Linked DNA regions of Homo sapiens: regions 2 and 3 are each linked to region 1. The links are chromatin loops, found by intact Hi-C in ENCODE. Cell type or tissue: endothelial cell of umbilical vein. All regions are shown on one strand.

Region 1 (2,500 bases):
TACGATGAACAAATCAATAAAACTGTACAGTCAGAAATAATGAGAATGTATTGAAAAATCTTCACAGCTACTGCTGCTAAACTGTTTGGAGTTGATAGCACACAAACAGGATCTGCACAAGCCTTTTACTTTCCATTGGTATATTTCTGCCTGCTGTGATCCAGGTCTTTCGAGTTCAGCTTGTCCATCATTTAGGTGAGGGCTCAATCTACTACCTCTTTTCTCTTTCCAAACCACCACAGCGTGGCTTATTCGGCACACTATATTGTCATGCAGCTTTCATTTGCACGTGCGAATTACTAGTTATGCATTATTGTTCTGTTCCCTTCTCAAGCCCAGGAAATGAAAGCACCAAGTACATTCTTCCACTGCAGTAATTTTCATTACGTCAAATCAGAACCTCAGTTTGCAAAATGACTTGTTTCTAAAACCTTATTCTGTAACAATGCTTTCAGTTGCATGTTATCCCTGCTGAAGAGAAAATTTGTCTTTATGAGTACAATGGTAATGATAAGTCAACTGTTGTCATTTTGACAACACCAACCTAATGTCAGCCAGAAAGACTTAGCAACACATTAAAACTTCAATGCTGTCACTTCAAGACAGGGATCACTTGGTACCAATATAACTGTCAACACAAATGCCAGCACAGCCCTGAAACCTCATGGCAGGTGCTGGTTTTGAGTATATTATCCACATGACTGAGAATATGGTTAAAATAATCCTTTTCGGACCATCAGCTTTTGAGAATGTAACATTCTCAAGATGGTTGCCTTTGAAAAAAGAAAATTAAAAAATTTTTAAATTCTCCTAGAATTCTCCAGTCCCTAGGAAATGTCCGCGGGCTCCAATGTGATAAATTCTAATCTCTGTTACCTTCATTGTTCTGGAGAGGAAATAGACTAGGAGAGAGAGCAAGCAATTGACTCAAGGGCATGAAGCCACTTTCGTGGCGTGGCTGAAATGCACACCCCTGCCTTTTGCCTTCCACCAGCTTTGTCTCTGTATCATTCAGCTCTTGTATTCCACGAAGCACATTTGGTTTCTACTGAGTTCAGATATACAAAATGGTGTTGTTAAAGGATACTTCATACTTTTTGGTTTAAAGAAAATAATTTCTGTGTCTCTATTAAAACACGGACACTTGGCATTCCAAGTAAACATTGTCAATTCACAGAGGTTAATTTTGTTTTTAAACTGCAACCAGAGCTCCCTCTAATGGCTGTTTATTTTGACAGCAAATCCTTAGGGAAATAAAATAACCGTTGTTCATTTAAAACTAGAAAGGGCTATTTTTTTATTGTTTTTACTGCTTCATGGGTCATTATTGATCTTTACAAGTGGACCATTTGTATCTCACTCAGTCTATAGTTTCTAGAAAAATCATAGTATTCCCACCTCTGAAAAATCACATCAGTAGAAGTGAAAATAAAACTTAATTGATGTGGTTAATTTTACATGTGAACTTGACTGGGTCATGGGGTGCCCAGAAATTTGGTGAAACATTTTTCTGGGTGTTTTTATGAGGAAGTTTCTGGATGAGATTAGCATTTGAGTCTATAGACTGAGCAGAGCAGATTGTCCTAATGTGGATGGGCCTCATTTCATCAGTTGAAGGCCAAACTAGAACAAAAGAGTTGACGATCCTGAAAACAAGAGAGAACTCGTCCAGCCTGACTGCCTTGAACTAAGACATCAGCTACCTTTTAACTGGAACTGAAACATCGTCTTTTTTGGGGTCTCAAGACTACTGGCTTTTGGACCAGAACTGACACCATCAACTCTTCCGGTTCTCAGGCCTTCAGATTCCGACTAGAACTACACCATTGGCTTTCCTGGGTCTCTAGCTTGCCAAATGCAGATCTTGAAACTTCACATTCAAAATCATATGAACCAATTCCTTTTAATAAATCTCTCTCTCTCTCTCTCCACACACACACACACACACACACACACACACATATGCACACGTCCAATTGGTTCTGTTTCTCTGGAGACCCCTAACTAATACACTTGCTTTCAAGGAGTTTAAAGAAAACATAAATTTTTTTTAATGTTTAGATCCTGCTATTACAGTCAGTAAGAGTATACGGTAGTTCGTGCAGCTTCAGTCTATCTACCATTATGGATGGTTTCAACTAATTAGTTGTCAAGTCACCCTGACAGTGAAGAACAAAAAAAATTTAGATCTTTGATCACTGATCTTAAAAAGTGTCATATACAATGATATAAAATAGTAAATGTATTCAATAAAAGTAATATCTACTCTACTGGTATTGCATTTTACATTTCACATTTACCATCACCTTTGATTTTATCCTCACAGCAATTCTGAAAGATAGAGCAAATATCCTAAGCTTAACACACAGATTCATAATCTAATACCCACAGATTGTAACTGCTTCTAACATTTTGCCTTTTTCATTACAACCACAATATCACTCTGAGTCATTCTGTGCCACAATCCAGCAAGACAGCACGTCTAACCAGTTATTTCTCT
Region 2 (2,500 bases), 640 kb before region 1:
CCAATTGCCCCCTTCCCCAACTGGGCTGGTGGTCATGGGCTTCTTCTGTACTTATGTTTTACTGCACTCTTGCAAACATCTCTCTTCTGGCCTGGGGCCCCCACTAGACTGTGGAGCAACTGAGGGTAATGTTCTTTTAGCAGTGACATCTGTAGCCCCTGGCACAGTAACTAGTACAGAATTGGAAATCAATGAATGTTTGCTATCGAGTGAATGGTTACAAAATGAGTTTTTCAAAGTGCCTAATTTTTTTTTTCCAATTTCTTACACAAAATTATGGAGTAAGAGAAAGAAATAAAAAGGATCCCACTGTCATCTACACTTACATCCTGGAGAGCAAGGTTTTACTTGGAGGAGAGCCAAGCTAACACACATGTAAAGTGGCTTTTGGCTGAGTGTCATCTCCTTCATTCTGAGGGCACAGCAAGCACTGACCCTGTCTCGAGTGTCCAGAGCAGTTTGGATGATGCAGCTTGACAACACCCGAGGTTTTCACAGGGCTAGGTATTCAGAGCCATTCTGCGATTCTGCTAAATATCTGACAGAAAATGAGCAGCTTTCAGAGAGGATAGAGATTGAGGATGGTGGTCAACTGGCAAGTGAAGTTATTAAAAATGAAGGAAAACATCATTCTATGGCAAACCTCCATGTATCAAGAGGGACACGCCCTTGGCCCTGGTGTACCTTGGGATTGGCTAGGTTGCTCCTCCTGTGTGATCACACAGCTCTGTCCACACTGTTATCGTTGTGCACTGACTTGCTGTGTCTTCCACACACAATGAACTCCATGAGGGCAGGGATGGCCTTTTGTTTGTGATCCTTGGTTGCATGTTTGTGACTGAATTTATAGGCTGTAAGACACAGTGCTGGCCCTTATGAAGCTGACAGCCTAGTTGCCAGATGCAGTATTATTGCAGCCTCACAGAAGCCATTTACTGTATCTGGCCTTTAAAAAAAATCTACAAGCTTCTCACTGTAAATCACTGAATACAAGTTTAAAAAGGGGAAACAATACTTAATATTTCATTTTTGCAGTGGCTCAGACTTGTGTGTATATGTGGTGGCTGGGGTCCTTTTTTATGGGACGGAAATTCTCCCCCATTCTCTGCAAAAGCCAAGACTAACAAATGAAAAGTCCCTCTCTGGTCCCAACAGCAGAGAGTAGGGAATGCCAGGCTATAAAAATAGTCTATTTCAGGCAAATCAGTGTTCCACACTAGAAAAAAGCTACACCCTGACAACCACAAAAGGCCCAGCAGAGCTGTCTCCAACAGGTCCTAGGACACTGGTGGCCTACAGTCTCCAGCCAGGGTGGAAAAAGACAGTTCTGAGACCCAGGTGTGGTTCTGCCACAAATTCATTACAAGCAACACACGCCCAGCAGAGGGCACCACAACAATGCTTTTACTCACCAGCTAGTTCAGCCAGAGAGGAGTAATTTATTTGTTTATTATACTGGCTTATAACGCTGGCTGAGCCCTCTGTGCCCACTTTTCTTTCCTACGCACAGACTCTGCTTGTCTTACTTATTCTAGGGTACACAGAAGACGCAGGGCTGGTGACTGGAAGAGCTGGTCTGAGTTAGAGTGTTTGAACATCTATGCAAGGGGGCTGCAGGGGGAGTCCATGGATCCAGGAATGTTAGCACATCAGCAATCCCTTGCATTGATGAACTTGAGAATTTGGGCCTTCAGATAGGCCCTTCCTCTTTACTCCTTGGGCATTAACTTATGGGTGATACCTTAGGTAGTGGGTAAATGCCAGCTCCTCCTCTTGCTATGTGGGATCTTGGAAAAACTTAAACTGTTCTAAGCCTCAGTTTCCTCATGTTAAGGGATCAGTATCATGCATAGCGCAGAGAAAGCACTCAATAAATATTAGCCAAATAAGAGCATTTATTAAGTATTACCACTGAGCCGGTGTAACTGTTCTCTCACTCAACTTGATTGAGTGCACATGAGTAAACAGAGTCAGGATTGAATAACTTGCCCAAAGCATATGGATGGCCAAGGGTAAGGCAAGGGTTGAGCTCGGGTCTGACTGATTCCAATTCGATGCTCCTCCATGCTCTCTTGGTGTGTGCCTGACAGCCTTTGCTGCAAGCCTGGCAACAATGCACTCCTGGTTAATGTGCCCCAGCCCAGCAGGACTTGCCACGTGAACCAACTGGTCCCGAAGCTTTGGGCAAAACACCCAGTGTGATCATCAGTTACTTTTGTTACAGCATTCTTTGCAGTAGCTGCATCTCCTGTGTGGGCAGCAGCAATGTGTTCTACTTATATCCCTTGGAACCATAGATTGTTGCTATGATTGCTATGATTATCATCATCATCAACAGGACAGGCTCCCTGTGGCACCAACCGCAGCTTTAAAACAGTCTTTGCTCTCAAAGAGCCCACAGTAAAAAACAGGGAAAGAATGTTTTTAGTATCAAAGATTTGAGGGCAAATCAAGAAGAGTGGTCATATGTATACGTAACTGAGACACAGCTTTGCTTTGT
Region 3 (2,500 bases), 170 kb before region 1:
TAAAAGCTGGAATTAATTTGAAAGTAAAAAAGGACAGCATCCACAGTGTACACCTATTGCTTTGTCTTCACAGCATGGCCATTCTTTTGGAAACATGCCCCTGTTTCTGAGAACTGTTCCTCCCCCTCTGCCATGCAGTTCCCATCCAATATCCTCTCATGACTCCACCCTCTAGTCATATTTGCTTGTCCCAGAAGTAGCATCTAATTCAAGTGGGTCCTCTAACCTATTTATCTATCCATCTATTTATTTATTTACAGTTATTTTTGCATTGTGGCTGAGAAATAAATCCACTTCTTCCCAGTGGTTGGATTAATGAGAAATACTGCTCAAGAATTGTTGGTGACCATATTTCACACCAAAGCCAATACAAAGATGAGCATATATCTTATATCCTGTATAGTCTTTTCTTATTAAGCCCAAAGGACTTCCTGACCATTTGCCACATGCTAACACATTCTTGATCTGGTAAAATATGGGATGGTAAACTGTCAAAAGGAAAGGAAGGTAAAGAAATACCTAGGTTGCTCAACTTCCTTGAGATTATTTTATATTACCACAAAGGAAGACAGTGAATGAATGAATGAATGAATGTGATATTCTTGCACATAACTTTTTGCTGCTAATTTGAAATATTTCTTTAGAGAGTAGAAAAAGCCTTAAGTGAAGAAAGAGAAGCTGCAATTTGATGTTATCATTATCCATCATCTTGGACATAAGAGGGATGTAGGTTACTTTGGGGAAGAAGCACTGACAGGTTTGTACCAATGGCGCTTCATGGTGGATAAACTTTTTATTTTTCCCTCCTAATATTGGAGTGGAGGGTGACCCCCATATATGATTGCCCTTTGAAACAACTAAAGGATGGATACATCACCAGCCCAGAACCAATAAACAATGAAGGGTAACATTAAAGTTTTACCCAATGGTATCTTGCGTAGAAAGGTGTTGAATTTGGTCTAAAACCTCTTCTGATGGATATCTCTAACTTTCTAAACCTTGTCCTTATGACCTTCTTAAAGAAATCTGTTAGTTAATCTTGTTAACCCAGTTAAGATAAAAGGATTCTCTACTAATCTTTAGTCAACAATTCCCCTAAAGTATAAATATCCTGGTGTCATTTGCAGAAAGTCTGAGTAAATTCAGAATTCTCATAGGTAGGAAATATGAGAATGTGATTGGGAGCCTGGAAGTCATGCATGATTGGGCGCTTGTTGCTGAATCTCTGACATCTGGCTCAGTGCCTGGTGTGTAGGTGCTTAATAAATATTTGTTGAATGTATGAATCAATGGGTTTCATTTTGAAACATGGACCAGTAGTCTAGCCATTAAGTCGTTTTTCCATTTTTTATCCTTTGTGTTTGGTGATCTGTACAAAATTTTTAAAGGTAGGGTTGTTTGAACATTTTTTCCGAAATTTTTCTGAAAAGAAAAAGGTCCACTTTGCCCGTTAAGCAGAAAAGATCTGAGTGGCATTCTTTAGGAGGGCCTTATGTGTATTACAATTCTTGCACCCCCTAATGGCCATATATGGGATCACACTTCAGAATAAGAAAGAAACCAAGTTGGAAATAGGACCATATTTTCAAAAAATATTGTAATCTGGACCCTGAACCCGGGCAAGTACAGTAAAAAAGATGCTCTTTTTCAGAACTTGTGTGTTTTTTGATGACCACCAAGAAGGGACAGATTATCTATATGACTGAATAAGCTCCCTGTGAACTTAAGGATGAGGTCAACAATGCTCACAACACAAATTAACAGAAGCAATCTTTTATAGCCTATCTTTGCAAATCAGAAAGTCTAGAAGACCCCATTTAATAGATTTTGGAAGAGCCAATTTAAAGTTTGGTTCCTAGCATTTGGAGAAGTGGCACTGTCAGCCTCAGCAATCTTTCTAGCGCACCAGGAAAAAATGCAACTTGTTTGGATAGAGCAAGAGTATGGTGGAAATTAGTTGACATTTTCCCATTTCAGATTTTGCCTCCCCCCCTGGCCCCATTCTCCCTGGGTTTTTGTTTAGAAGTAAAACTTTTAAAAGTCATATCTTTTCTGCAATCCACCTCAGGCTGTCTTGATAGTTATTATGGAAGTGAGTAAGGGGTCTACAGAGAAAGGTCAATTAGTAGACAAACTTCTGAAAAGGCTGAACCAAAAATACAGCAGGCTGAATCCAAATGTATATATCTACCCCTCACAAACCTCATAAAGGTGAGAGTTAAAAAATAGGAAGACCACCAACTTATAAAAAGAAGAATAGGAGATTAGTCAAAACTGGAGATTAGGCCGGCGTGGTGGCTCACGCCTGTAATCCCAGCACTTTGGGAGGCCGAGGTGGGTGGATCACTTGAGCTCAGGAGTTTGAGATCAGCCTGGCCAATATGGTGAAACCCCGTCTCTACTAAAAATACAAAAATTAGCTGGGTATGGTGGCCTGCGCCTGTAATCCCAGCTGCTCAGGAGACTGAGGCAGGAGAATCGCTTGAACCTGGGAGGCGGA

What was found. A loop is a pair of places that touch in the nucleus more often than their neighbours do. Peaks named below come from ENCODE experiments on the same cell type or tissue, not always from the same donor. Only the 100,000 strongest peaks of a DNase experiment are listed, where the experiment ranks them.
Region 2: it touches region 1 in a loop (17-fold over the local background); 44 of 110 quality-filtered maps call a loop at or near these places.
Region 3: it touches region 1 in a loop (3-fold over the local background); 5 of 110 quality-filtered maps call a loop at or near these places.

Annotation. Positions count from the first base shown.
Region 1 is chr3:39,540,722-39,543,221 of GRCh38, reverse strand. No RefSeq gene overlaps it. Among named protein-coding and RNA genes, the nearest start is that of MOBP, 74 kb to the right of the region's middle. In endothelial cell of umbilical vein, a CTCF peak has its summit at 1,209 (motif pointing left); a DNase peak (open chromatin) is centred at 1,021; H3K27ac peaks cover 309 bases.
Region 2 is chr3:40,178,033-40,180,532 of GRCh38, reverse strand. The region is part of intron 8 of MYRIP (myosin VIIA and Rab interacting protein); the gene reads right to left. All of the region lies in intron 2 of EIF1B-AS1 (EIF1B antisense RNA 1), which reads left to right. Among named protein-coding and RNA genes, the nearest start is that of EIF1B-AS1, 130 kb to the left of the region's middle. In endothelial cell of umbilical vein, a CTCF peak has its summit at 1,402 (motif pointing right); a DNase peak (open chromatin) is centred at 1,392.
Region 3 is chr3:39,706,529-39,709,028 of GRCh38, reverse strand. No RefSeq gene overlaps it. Among named protein-coding and RNA genes, the nearest start is that of MYRIP, 100 kb to the left of the region's middle. In endothelial cell of umbilical vein, a CTCF peak has its summit at 1,529 (motif pointing left); a DNase peak (open chromatin) is centred at 1,488.